3 separate regions of the Homo sapiens genome follow, and regions 1 and 2 are each linked to region 3. A link is a contact called in ENCODE Hi-C or POLR2A ChIA-PET data. All regions are on one chromosome and are shown on one strand. The core of a region is the stretch at or near the end of the contact, and the rest is flanking DNA. Distances in the headings are between cores, read along the strand shown. Region 1 overlaps WWC3 (WWC family member 3). Region 2 holds the start of WWC3 (WWC family member 3). Region 3 overlaps WWC3 (WWC family member 3).

Region 1 (4,498 bases), core at 1,086-3,585, 34 kb before region 3:
TAGTAAGTTACAGTAAGGTAATTTTTCCAAAACGTTTCAGAAACTTTAGGGCAACAGAGTCCAGGGGACCTTTCACTGGAAAAGCTCAATTTTTCTCTAAACTTTAATTAGTCATTGTAAATGGTGCTCCTATTTTCTGAAGACTTTTATAAAAGGCCTCAAGAAAAATGCAAATTGAAACTACACTGAGATACTATCTCTCACCTATGAGACTGGCAAAAATGCAAATGCTTATCAACACATCCTGTTGGCAAAGTCACAGGAAACGAGAACACTCATATGTTAGTGGTAGGAAGGCAAAATGGTGCAACCCCTCAGCAAAGGAATTTGGCCATATCTAATACAAGCTGAGTATCCCTAATCTGAAAATCTGAAATCCAAAGTGCTTCAAAATCTGAAACTTTTTAAGCATTGACATGACACCCAAAGAAAATGACCAGTGAAGCATTTCAGGTTTCAGATTTTTGGATGAGGGATATTGAACCAGTAAGTATAATGCAAATATTCCAAACCAAAAAAAAAAAAAAAAAAAAAAAAAAAAAAAAAAAAACTGAAATTCAAAACACTTCTGGTCCTAAGCATTTCAGATAAGAAATACAACCTATAATACAACAAATACATTCACCCTTTAACCTACCAAGCCCGCTTTCAGGAACTTATCCTGGAAGATACACATCCATAACTTAGGTAAAAAGCTGACAAGAAATGTTATTAATATAAATCAAAGCATTGGGCTAACAAGGCCAGAACCTACTGATCATCTTCACACCGCAAAAAGAAACAAGCACAGAGTGGTGCCTCCTGATGGAAGTAACACCACCACCTAAAAACATTCTTACTAAAAAAAGAAAAGAAATCCAACTTGAATCAGATCAAGCCTCTCAAACTATTACGCCCATTTGCATAAATAACAAGAGACAGAGGAACACGTTCAATGACATCATGTGAATTTCAGCAGCAAAACCCAACATTAGGGAAATTCTATAGGACAACCAAATTACTTTCTCCAACAAATAAGCTGTCAGGGGAAAAAAAGGAGGGAGAGTAGAAAAGAAAAGACGTAAGAGACACATCAACCAAAGGCACTCTGTGGCCCAAACTGGACCCAAACACCTGAAGAAATGCAAGAGCTCACTGGACACAAGATGCCTAGTAAATGGGGTACAGGGATTAGAGTTATTTTCAAAAGGAGTCCATAACTTTAGGAGACATATTTATGGATTAAATGGGATTCTGGCATTTGCTTCAATAAGGCCGTGAGAGCTTAGCAGATGGGGTGGGGTCACCACCGAAACAAGATTGGCAATTGTGCAGGTTAAATGGGGTGAGGGGTACAGGAAGGTTTCAGTATACTATTCTCTCTGCTTTTGTGTTTGATATTTTCCATCATTAAAAGCTTACATGTGTACACTTCACATAGATACACATAAAACACACATCTGTGTACATATTCTATCATTAACCCAGCGAACATATCTGTGGCCAATTCCTCTCTACAACAATCAACAACATATATAGATTTAAAGTAAAATACAAAAGGTTCTTTTTTCCTTACTTGGACCCAAGTGTAATGATGAATTTCCTTGCTAGCCAGGAAATTCACCAAGATAAACAAGGCAAGCTTAAAATGTTATAAGCAGCCAAACTCCTAGTGAGGTGCTCTGGAAAAGAATACACTGGATATTCTGGGAAGCAAGAACAGCAGGAAATTTTCTGGAGGAAAATCTCAGGCCACTGCCTTAAGCAATGTTGGTGATAAAATCAGAGATGCTTCATGTTTAGGTATAACAGCTCACCTGCTATCTGTACGTATAGTCAGGATTTCCCAGTAGAGATGGGGTAATCACATTTTCAATGCTTGAAAAGGCCTTCTAAAATTTCTCAATTAAAAAAATATACATTTGCATGATTCAATCCAAACCTAAACACCCAATGTTCAATACCAGAAAAATAATGAGGCTGTTTTCATCTCATAAGCTGTGGAACTCAGAGAAAGGCTACCAGATTATCTTCCACTTACAAAAATATTTTAAGAGTGGCACGGGTGCCTGGGTTTTCTCTTCTTCCTGTGAGGCTGTGTCTGTCCCAGAATAAAGTAAACATGCACAGTAACAACGCAGCGTCAGACAGAGCCAAGGCAACGTGCCCATTAAACAACAGCTCTGGGCAGCTCCCTCCTGAAAGCTAACTTGCCCCTGGTCAGGCATGAGGTGGGGTGGGCCCCTCAGGACCAAGGCCAGGTCCAGAGCCTTCCCCAGGCCACTCCTTGGCCTCCAGGGGGAGGGCGGGTATTCTCATGAGCTCAGGCAGACAGGAGGAGCCTCCCCTTGGCAAGTGGCAAGTTTACAATTGCTGTTCCCAAGCGTGGGATCTTGATAATGAAAGCAGAAAGACAATCCAAACAGCACTGGCCCGCCTCTCTTCCAGGAGCACAACTTGCGCTCCGTTTTGGCCGCAGGTGTTAAGTTAAAATTCTCGTTATTCTGGCTCCTGCTTCTCTGTCTAATGCCCCTAGGGAAACAGAGGCTGCCTTTTCCTATTCTTGAAACCACTGCAACTACAAAAGATGAATTCACATCCTAGCCATGCTAAGGAGAAGGGGGTTTTCTCAGTCAGCAGTACGTTTCAGTTTCTAAATCAGTCCATCTACAGCTGACACTGCTATATGGCCTTTGTCTTCAAATAAGGAAATGGAGTTCACCAGAACGATGGAGCCAAGGCAAAGCAACGGGCGCTGAGCCCAGCAACCCACTACAGAAACCATGGCCATGAGGGAAGTGCCAGACGTGGCTCCCTGCTGATGCTCAGGGATCCTGAGCAAACTCAGACTCTTCCTGAACCCCAGTCACCTTCCTCAGAGCTGCAAATGAGAATGACATTAACTGCAACCTCCGGCACACACAATGACTAACATTAAAACCACCTACTGGGCCGGGCGTGGTGGCTCATGCCTGTAATCCCAGCACTTTGGGAGGCTGAGGCAGGCGGATCACCTGAGGTCAGGAGTTCGAGACCAGCCTGACCAACATGGTGAAACCCGGTCTCTACTAAAAATATAAAAATTAGCTGGGCATGGTGGCGTGTGCCTGTAATCCCAGCTACTTGGGAGGCTAAGACAGGAGAACTGCTTGAACCCAGGAAATGGAGGTTACAGCGAGCCAAGATTGCACCACTGCACTCCAGCCTGGGTGACAAAGACTCCCCATCTCAAAAAAAAACCAAAAAAAAACAAACAACTACATATTGTCCAGAGACACTGTATCACAATGAGAGACAGCTACAGTGTGGCCTAATGAAGGTAGAAAATTCACCTCAAATCCAACTAGGTAGTCCTAATAACTTTTGGTGACCTGTCACAAATCAAATGATTTGTTTCTGCTTATTCTTTATCCACCACCTTAGCCAAAGTGACACAGGATGACACTGCCACAGCACACACAGTCGCATCTGAGGAGGTGTTGGAGTATCTGGAGGCTGGCTGGAGTGGGGGGCTAAAAGGACAAAACACACGTCGGTGCATTTGGAAAGCACTCTGGCCTATGCACCGCATGAATGACAAAACCAGCAGCCGGTTAGTTGGAAAAGAAGCTTGATTTGCTTAAGACAAAACTAAAGAAGAGGCCGGGAACGGTGGCTCATGCCTGTAATCCCAGCACTCTGGGAGGCCGAGGCGGGCAGATCGCCTGAGGTCAGGAGTTGGAAACCAGCCTGGCAAATGTGGCAAAACCCCATCTCTACTAAAATACAAAAATTAGCCAGGCGTGGTGGCGGGCACCTGTAATCCCAGTTACTGGGGAGACTGAGGCACGAGAATCACTTGAACCTGGGAGGGGGAGGTTGCAGTGAGCCAAGATCACACCACTGCACTCCAGCCTGGGCGACGAGAGCAAGACTCTGTCTTAAAAAAAAAAAAAAAAAAAGCTAAAGAAGAAGCTGTGCTAATACTAACTAGGGTTAATAAAAGGAAGCTCTGACTGTAGATCCAAAATGCACACAAACACATAGCTGGGTAATGGTAGATAATTACATCTGTACCTCACATTCCTTTATTACCTCCCCATAAAGAGCAGTGCTGCAGTCACGTGTGTCACCTCATGCATCTGCATGCAGGATGAAAGACGGCAACATGGTGCCCACCTGCGTCAGTAACAGTAACCACACAGAGTTGGACTAATTGTTTCGGGCTGGGCATGTACCAGGTGCTGGTGCTGTCCTCAGTATAACTGAGCACAGTGATTGCTGTTATGGACTGTGTGTTTGTGTGTCCTCCAAATTCTTATGTTGCAGCCTTACCCTCTAATGTGATGGCATTTGAAGGTGGGGCCTTTGGGAGGTGATTAGGGTTAGATGAGGTCACAGGGTGGGACCCCATGATGGGATTAGGAAAAGGAAGAGAGAACAGAGTTTTTGCTCTCTTAGCCATGAGAGGAAACTGCGACAAGATGGTCATCTGCATATCAGGAATCGGGCCCTCACCAGGAACCAAATATTGGACCTC
Region 2 (4,488 bases), core at 539-3,038, 34 kb after region 3:
GCTCTAGAGAGGACAAGACATCAGATAACCTGTGGAAACACTTGATGTCCACAGAAATCCCAATTCCACACAAAATACATCTCTGTAAAAGCAGTTGAACAATCGAAACCCGTAGACAATCGAGCAAAAAGTTAAGGAAGAGCTTCGTTACATGGAATTAATTAAATGAAATCTGATAGTGCTTTTACAAGAATCAGTTTTTACTTGATTGGGTTTTTATACGTGAATAAGACAGCTTTGTACCCCATGCATATCTTTCACAAAAAGGAAACTTAAAATACAATTCTTGTTTTTCGTTTATTCCAAAAGCATATGGGACTAATCATATTGCATTCTGGCTGCAGTACAGAAGGCTATTTCAAACAGTTTTAACTCACGAGTTTTAAGGCGCTAAAGAGCAACTAGAGTTTGGGAACAGACTTCTCCAACTCCAAAAGGGTTGGGAATCCCTCAAGGGCCCGTCTGACATCAGGTTTTGGATGGAAACCAGCCTGAACCCGCCAGACAGGGAACCCGCACCCCAAAGCTGGGGCGCACGTTTGTGATCCAAGGTGACAGCTCATCTCGCCACCGCGGGGCTGGGGACACCTGCAGAACCAGGGCCGGGGCAGTGGGCCGCAGACGCCCGGGACCGGGATGGGCGAGGCTGCCGCAGAGAAAGGAAAAGAGGGCCATCTGTCAGCCCCAGGAGAGGAAATTCCAGGAGCCCAGTTCCCAGGCGCCGGACAGCGGGTGACGTGAGGGAACCGAATGAGAGGGTCCGCCCAGCGGCGGGGGACCTGTAGGCGGCCGGCCTCGGCGCTCAGAGGGCTCGAGGCCTGGAGAAGGGGCACCTCCATTCTTGGTCAGAGCCCTGGGAGTCGGGGTATTGGGAGGGTGGATCCTCTCCCGGACCCCCGGAACCAAAGATCTTCACCCAGCCCCGAGGGCCTCCTGGTGTCTCCGATCCTCTCCCTGGGCCCAAGGGATGGGGGCGCCTCGATCGTAGCCTGGACCGGAGCACTCCAGGGAGTCCCCTGGTTCCGGGGATGGAGGCGCTCCGAGCTCTGCCCGGGCCCGGGGGCTCTCGGCGGCGGCCCCGCGCTGGGCGGGGCGTGTCCCCAGCGCATCCGCGGTGGCGCCGGCCGGCGGCCCGGGTCGTAGCGCCCGCGCCGGGTCTGGCGCCCCCAGCCGGCCCGCTTACCGGTCGCGGGGGTCGATCCACGACGTCTGGCGCGTGTTGTGGTCAATGTAAAAGACGCGACCGTCGTAGTCTCGCGCCTCCTCCCAGCCGGCGGGCAGCGGCAGCTCGGCGCTCTCCCGGGCCCGCGGCGGCGGCGCGGAAGGAGCTGGGGGCGTGGGGACCGCGGCGGGGGGCGCCGGCGGCGCGGTTCCCGCTGGGGCTGCGCAGAAGGCGGCGGCTCCCGCGGGGCCTCGCGCGGCTGTCCCCGCCGTCGCCGCCGGCCGCCGCTCAGCCAAGGCATGACGGCGCGGGCCCCGCCGCCGCCCGGCCGCCCCGCGCGCGCCGCCTCCTCCGCCAGCACTAAGGCCCGGCGCCCGGGGCGCGGGGGCGGCCGCGGGGAGCCGCCCGCCGCTCCTGGCGCATCCTCCGCCCGGCGCCCGTGCACCGGCGTCCGCCCGCCCGCCCTAGCAAGCCGCTGCCCGCGCCGCCCACTCCGTTCAGGTAGCCCGGGTGGCCGCCGCGCGCGAAGTCACAGCCCGGGAGCCGCCGCCGCCGCCGCCGCCGCTGCCGGCCGCCCCTCCGTTCCCGCGGCGCGCCCGGCCATCTTCGTTCCTCGGCGCGGCCCGGGCGAGCAGGGGCAGGGCGTTCGCAGGCCCCGCCTCCGGCCGTCCCGCCCCGTTCTCACCCAGGCCCCGCGGCTCCTCCCACGCCGGCGGCTCCACCCACGCCGGCTGCTCCTCCCGAATCTCCCACGGAGGCTCCCGCTCCTCCCGCCGCCTCTGCTTTTCCACCCACTCCCGCTGCTCCGCCTCCCCCGGCCCCGCGTCCTCCGCGCCTCTCCGTCGCCGGCTGCTCCGCCCCCAGTCTCCCTCGGGGTCCTCCTCGGCGCTCGGCTCCTCGACCCCACCCCCACCCCTCCGCTTGCTCCTCCCCCTCCGCCGTCCTCCCTCTCCGCGCGCTCCTCGCTCTCTCCCTCCCGCTCCGCCACCTTCCTCCGGCCTCGGGAAACCGCATGGAGGCCAGGATGGGCGCCGCCGCGTCAGTCCGCCCCCGGGCCCCCGCGTAGAGGAAGGCGGGCGGGGAGGACGACGCCCTACCCGGACTGCGGGCGCGGCCTGCCTGGGGTGACTCCTCGGGCGCAAACAATTCCCGAGAGAGCGGGCAGTGCCCTCCCTTCACCCGCTCCCGGGCTCTGGCTGTCTGGAGACCCTCTGCGCACTTGGCGGGAGGCTGCGCCCTCGGTCTCCCACACAACCCGTCTGGTCCCGCGAAGGTGGGAAAAGCCCCTGAAGGCGGGGCCGAGGGAGCTGAGGAGCTGGGGGAGCCCGCGGCCGGTCCTCTCGGGCGGCGCAGGGAGGACGCCTCTGGAAGCGGGCAGCTGGGCAGGTGGCCACTTTGCGTCCCCGCCAGGACAGCCCTAGAAGGGCTAACCTGGGGGCCCACACTAGGCGGGAGTTCCTTGACCTTCCCTGAGCGCTTCATCCGGTTTGTGGGGTCTGATCGTTTGAGCGGAGACCCAAGTAGACCATTGCTGGGGAGGAAGCCGGGTCAACTCCTAAAACTTTCAGCCTAGACGGGAACTTCTGTTTCACTGGCTCCCAGCTGGGGAAGCTGAAGCTCCAGAGTTGGGGCTGTGTCTTGCTCTAAATCTCCCACCTACTTCGTGCCCCAGACCCACAGCCGCAACACGTTATGCCAGGAAATGCAGGACAGTATCAGGGAGATTTTTAAACAGTTACAGTGATACAAAAATATCTGGTAGAGCCTGATTGAAATCCAGATACACAGGGGAAGAGACTGGAGGAAAATGTCCTGAAATGCTCACAAGAGTTTGCATTCCTTTGGCGGGATTTTTAAAAATGATTTGCCTTCCAATTTTTTGTAAAATGGTAATATTACTTTTATGAGGGGAAAGGTTGTTTTAAAAAAGAAGAATGGGCCGGGCGCGGTGGCTCACGCTTGTAATCCTAGCACTTTGGGAGGCCCAGGCGGGCGGATCACGAGGTCAGGAGTTCGAGACGAGCCTGGCCAGCATGGTGAAATCCCCGTCTCTACTAAAAATACAAAAATTAGCCGGGCATGGTGGCGCACGCCTGTAATCCCAGCTACTCGGGAGGCTGAGGCAGGAGAACTGCTTGAACCTGGGAGGTTGCAGTGAGCTGAGATCGCGCCACTGCACTCCAGCCTGGACGACAGAGTGAGACTCCATCTCAACAACAACAAAAAAAAAATTAGAAGAATGTGGGGCCGGGCTCGGTGGCTCACACCTTTAATCCCAACACTTTGGGAGGCTGAGGTGGGAGGATCACTTGAGCCAGGGAGGTCGAGGCTGCAGTGAGCCGTGTTTGCACGATTGCACTCCAGGCTGGGCGATGGAACAGAGACCCTGTCTCAAAAAAAAAAAAAAAAAAAAAAAAAGAAGAAGAAGAAGAAGAAGAATGTGAAGTTGTGAAGGTATAGCGACGTCCAAAAAACTATCCAAGGAAGGTCTTTCCTCTCCCTCCTCCTACTACAACACAGAAACTTTCTTGCTCCCCAAGTATCTATCTACCCCTACCTGAATGTTCTATGTGAGAAATTCCACCGCATGAGTCCTTTTAAACATGTGTGATTATTACATGTCCAAGGGAAAGAGTGGGAGGGTCAAAAAAGCACATATTTTGTGATGTCGCATGTGCCAGGGAATGCCCCAAGTGCTGAGTGTCCCTGCTCTGACATCTTCCCTTCCGATTGGCATGATTTATCGCCAGTGGGGCTGCCACTGCCTTCTTACCTTACCACCCAACATGGCCGTTCTGAAGCTGCATTTCCACCCTCCCTGTCACCTGGTCCTTTTAGAATCTCACAAATCTGGACACAAATCTATCACTCGAAAGTACTTTGAATGGGGCTGGGGCGTATTGGAGTGAAACCGACTTCTGCAGAGAGAGAGTGGAAAGAGGAGAACACATACACCACACATCAAAGGACTCAGAAGGAAAGGCAAGATGAAAAAAGCATCAGGTAGAGCAAGGAGTGGGGGAAACTGCATCCAATTAGGAGCTCAAAGAGGCCAGCGCCGAGGAGTCTTCACTGAAGGTGAAAGATTTCTACCCGTTCAGGCGGGCAGCAAATAGTGGACCTCCCACGCGCAGACACTGTGCTGCGTGTAGGCATGCTGCAGGGAAGAGGATAGTCTGTGCTTCAGCTTGCACTCCCTTGGGGACTAAACATAGAAATAGGCCCTTGTAATACAATTGTCACTTGTCAACAAATGAAGCCAGGGTGCCAACCTCAATTTGGGGACTCGTGGGAGGCTTTGTGAGACCAAAGGGAAGGTGCCTCAG
Region 3 (4,045 bases), core at 113-2,612:
TGGATCAGAGGGAGAATGGGCTGCAGTGTGACAGATGCATGGCTTCCTCTTCAGGGACTGGGCAGAACAGGTGCTCGGGAGCTGTTTACCAGAGTGATCGGAAACTCGGGCTTGTCGCATTAAGAATGGCATCATGGCTGCAAAGCACTAACAGGGGGAGCCAATGCAGGCTAGAGGACCTCATTAGGGGACTCCCAAGTCAGCTCTGAGCCTTCATTCTACAGCTGCTTACAAATCCCTAGACCCACCCCACGCACGCACAGACCAGCCCTCAGTACCCAGCCCCCTCCCATGGACCCAAATGGGTCCTCCTCACTGGCTCCAGACCAGGCTTTCAGGCATGATGGCCCAGAAACCAGGAAGAACCCCAGGCCACTGCAGTTCCCTCGTCAAGGAGGGCAGAGAAATGATACCATCCAGGAGTCTGACTTCTGAAACATGCCTTTCCCTAAGAGAAACCAGGCAGTGGTAGTCAGGCAAGTGGGACTGGGGACAGCAGGGGACAATGGGCGTGTTCTACAACCTAATTGTGATGACAGTCACACAGCTGTATAATTGACTAAAATTCATAGGACTGTACTAAAATGGGTGCATTTTATGATATGGAAATTACACCTCACTAAAGCTGTTTTTAAAATACACACACACACACTGACGTTCTTATTGAATACTTCATTTACAGTGGGGAAAAAAGAATTTAAGGATTCCAAGTCACATGAAATACTTGGGAGAAGAAAAAAACACAAGACTTGGATGCTATCACTAGCTTCGCTGTCATCTCACTCACTTGAAGCTGTTAGATGCATCTGGAGATTTTTATGTGTAAATTCCAAGTCATGGCTGGTGGATGTTCCAGAATATCTTCCATCTGGACACATGTTGAAACATTCCCGAAACTAATTACTTCCAATCCTTTGTGTTCATTCATCCCATTACTCTCTATATCAGGGCTCTCACACTATAGTCACAACCTATCAGTGAGCAGTGAAATTGAGTGAGTAGGTCCCTGGCAGTATTTTATTTTAAAAAGAAAATATTAAAGCACATCATACTTCCTAGGGGCAGTACAGTATGTACATGTCATTAATTTTTCTTCTGGTTGTGTATGTAATTAAAATAGGCTCCTTATTTTTGGTAACCGTCCACAGTACTTGGACAGGCAAAGCTGCAGGACATATGTATACATAGATACATCATGTAAATACTGGAGCACTGAATGTGCAGGGCCACTGCACGGGACGGTGCCAGGTGTGCAAACTAACACTGCAGCCACACAGCAAAGCCCAGCACTGTGCTCAACCAAACACTTAATCATCACGATAGCGTGAGGAGGTGGGCCCACTATCACCATCCCATGTTACCTAGGAGGAAGCTGAGCTCAGGGACACACACCTGAGAAGTGGTGAGACCAGGATGTGGGCAAGGGCAGTCAAGGACTTGGAAGCCACGCCAGAGGCAGCCAGCTCCCTGCACTTCCACACGGAACTCAGAGAACCGATTCCAAGCAAACTTCAAGGGTTCCAAGAGCTCTTTATAGGAATAAGTGTAATGTGAACCGTATTCCACTTTTAAATACTTTCTTATCTCCTTTACCCTCTTGACAAATTTCTAACGATGATTACTCTGGTGAGAGTATAGTTAGAGAAGCAAACGATCAGCCTTTTACTTTTAATATTGCCAAAATTTTAGATGGGAGTCTTAACACAGTCCTTTCAAAATAAAATACAGTATTATAATATTTTGGTCCTTAATTTACTACTGAATACAACAGGAAGAGATATTTTAAAATTAAAAAGGAGAAGTTTTAAGGAAGGATTTGGGAAATAAAGAAACAAATAGTAACAATGGACGGAAGAAGTAAATTCAACCGAATTGGGCAAGGAAAACTACACTGGCCAAGGAGAGCGAAGGGGCTGAACAATAACATTCTTTAGAAATGGCATCACAGGGAAGGCGACCCAGGATGCGTCTCGGCCATCCGTTCAGACGACAAGCGGCACACAGGGGTAAAGATGTCAGTCCTTCGGGCTCTATAGTATCAATTAAAGCTTTTCCAATACTGCCAAGATCAAGTCCCCTCCCCACTCTGGTTTGTATTGGAGCCCAGCTGCAGAAAGTCCTGCACCAGGATTCTAAGAGTAAGAACAAAAGGATTTTATCACCTGCCTTTTTTGGCATTAATTAACACCCCACACCCCGAAGGAAAAAAACAACAACAACAACAACAACTTTCAGCAGTCACTTAACTCGTTTTCTTTGGGGCATGAGAATTCCACTATTTATAGATGCATCGCTGCATATATCACCAACTGAATCCATGAACAAAAGCACGGGGGGAAATGCCAAGCATCTGTGACCTCCAGTCATCCAGCCTGCGCATATTAATTGTGTGCCAGGAAAGGATGCAGAGGAGAGCAGCCGCCCCAGGCAGTGGTTCTTTTTAAGTCTTGGATCTCTTTGGGAATCTGAGACAAGCCATCGATGTCCTGCCTGGAAAGATGTGTCTACATGTACACCCAAGATGCTGCCTCAAAGATACACAAAATGCTACCAGTCTGGGAACTCCAGTTTCAGGAACCCTGTTCCCAAAGCTCCAGGCACAGGGGAAGAGCCACCCAGGCAAACAAGCGCAGCTCGTGGGGATGGGTGGGTTTTAGAAGCACTGGGTTCAAGGCCCAACAGGAGCAGCAAGGCCGCTTCTAACCTGCCTGGGGAGGGGAGGAATGGGGGACGCTGGAGCCATGATGGGCAAGTCCCAGATGGACTGGGACCTGCCCTAGGTTGGGTGAGGGTGGGTGTGGTGAAAGGAAGCCTCCTGAAGAAAGCCTGGGCCACCCTGATAAGGAGATGGGTTCTGCAGATGGCAGGACGCCACTGGGAAGTGAAGCAGGGCCTGTCATCAGCAGATCTGCTTTGTCGAAAGAGGCTGCAGGGAACAGCGGGGAGGGAGGCTGAGGTGTGGGCAGAAGGGAGCCCGCTGTCTGAGCAAGGCAGGAACAAGGGGGCCTGAGCAAGCACTGGGCCAGGACAGTCCTTCTTGACTCCACAAGGAGGCCACTGACTGGGAGCTTGGCCATCATCTCCGCTCCATACCATCGCAAGAGGGACGGCAATGCCAGAGCTCACTTTGTAACCATTTCTGCCCGTTTCCGTGACCTTGATGGTTTCCCTGTTAAGCGGCATCAGGAAAACATGGAGTGTGACGTCTTCTGCAGTGTCTCTGCATTAACGCATGCCCATTAAAGTGGTAACTTATGATGAGTGTGAAGATTTCTACCATGCTAGGCTCCCCTTCAAGAAGGCAGGACTGGGGTCCCTGTCGCCTTTATCACAGACTCCTAGCAGGGGCCTGACACACAGGTATGTCAAATGAACAGGTAGGGAAGTCCAGGTGTTCCTGAGCTGGACTCGAGACGTCCTGAGGATATAGGAAGCCCCCTCTAAAATAACAGGCACTGGCCAGGCACAGTGGCTCACGCCTGTAATCCCAGCACTTTGGGAGGCTGAGGCAGGTGGATCACCTGAGGTCACGAGTTCGAGACCAGCCTGGCCAACATGGTGAAACCCTGTCTCTACTAAAAATATAAAAATTAACTGGGTGTGGTGTCGAGTGTCTGTAATCCCAGCTACTCAGGAGGCTGACGCAGGAGGATCACTTGAACTTGCGAGGCAGAGGTTGCAGTGAGCCGAGATCGCACCATTGCACTGCAGCCTGGGTGACAAGAGCAAAACTCCGTCTCAAAAAAACAAATAAATATATAAATATAAAATAAAAGAACAGGCACTGATGGAGGACTCTGTCATTTTGCTCAATATTGGCTCACAAGAATCATTAACAACAACAACAACAGAATCCTCAGAGCAGGACTGTGGGCAACAACACTTGATCCAAAACACGCAGAGGCCAGACCTATCAGCAACCACCTGAGGCAGCTTAGTAGGGAGCCCCAAATTCTCCTTTAGAAGAGAAAAGAAGTAAAGTTCTTCACCTGCAGGAGCACAGGAAATACTCCACATAAAAACAATTATTCCAAACTCTATACTA

What was found. A loop is a pair of places that touch in the nucleus more often than their neighbours do. ChIA-PET counts read pairs that join two places held with the same protein, here RNA polymerase II (POLR2A). Pooled maps may share reads with other maps.
Region 1: a loop to region 3 is called in a map of endothelial cell of umbilical vein, with 4 times the contacts of the local background. The contact joins two enhancer-like sites. A Hi-C loop is called at or near these places in 4 of 168 maps with a recorded cell type or tissue (MCF 10A, endothelial cell of umbilical vein, heart left ventricle and 1 more), 1 of 37 single-sample maps with no recorded cell type and 5 of 50 pooled maps. POLR2A ChIA-PET finds 5 or more read pairs at or near these places in 11 of 52 experiments (AG04450, B cell, Caco-2 and 7 more).
Region 2: a loop to region 3 is called in a map of endothelial cell of umbilical vein, with 5 times the contacts of the local background. The contact joins the promoter of WWC3 here to the enhancer-like site in region 3. A Hi-C loop is called at or near these places in 19 of 168 maps with a recorded cell type or tissue (GM12878, MCF 10A, Right ventricle myocardium inferior and 9 more), 2 of 37 single-sample maps with no recorded cell type and 13 of 50 pooled maps. POLR2A ChIA-PET finds 5 or more read pairs at or near these places in 8 of 52 experiments (A549, CD4-positive, alpha-beta T cell, GM12878 and 5 more).

Annotation. Positions count from the first base shown.
Region 1 is chrX:10,081,173-10,085,670 of GRCh38, reverse strand. All of the region lies in intron 6 of WWC3 (WWC family member 3), which reads right to left. Among named protein-coding and RNA genes, the nearest start is that of WWC3, 68 kb to the right of the region's middle. RefSeq lists an enhancer at 2,285-2,785. Within about 2 kb of position 2,335, at least 31 of the 41 ENCODE cell types and tissues checked have a DNase peak (open chromatin) inside an H3K27ac peak, as active enhancers do; they include endothelial cell of umbilical vein, where a contact is called at or near this core.
Region 2 is chrX:10,012,554-10,017,041 of GRCh38, reverse strand. It overlaps WWC3 (WWC family member 3), which reads right to left and starts at 1,788. Exons shown (of 24, transcript NM_015691.5): 1 at 1,369-1,788; 2 at 1,184-1,366. The coding sequence starts at 1,463. RefSeq lists silencers at 1,816-1,875, 1,916-2,085 and enhancers at 1,906-2,789, 2,790-3,673.
Region 3 is chrX:10,046,193-10,050,237 of GRCh38, reverse strand. The region is part of intron 2 of WWC3 (WWC family member 3); the gene reads right to left. Among named protein-coding and RNA genes, the nearest start is that of WWC3, 33 kb to the right of the region's middle. RefSeq lists enhancers at 1-159, 2,115-2,747, 2,748-3,381. Within about 2 kb of position 1,362, at least 3 of the 41 ENCODE cell types and tissues checked have a DNase peak (open chromatin) inside an H3K27ac peak, as active enhancers do; they include endothelial cell of umbilical vein, where a contact is called at or near this core.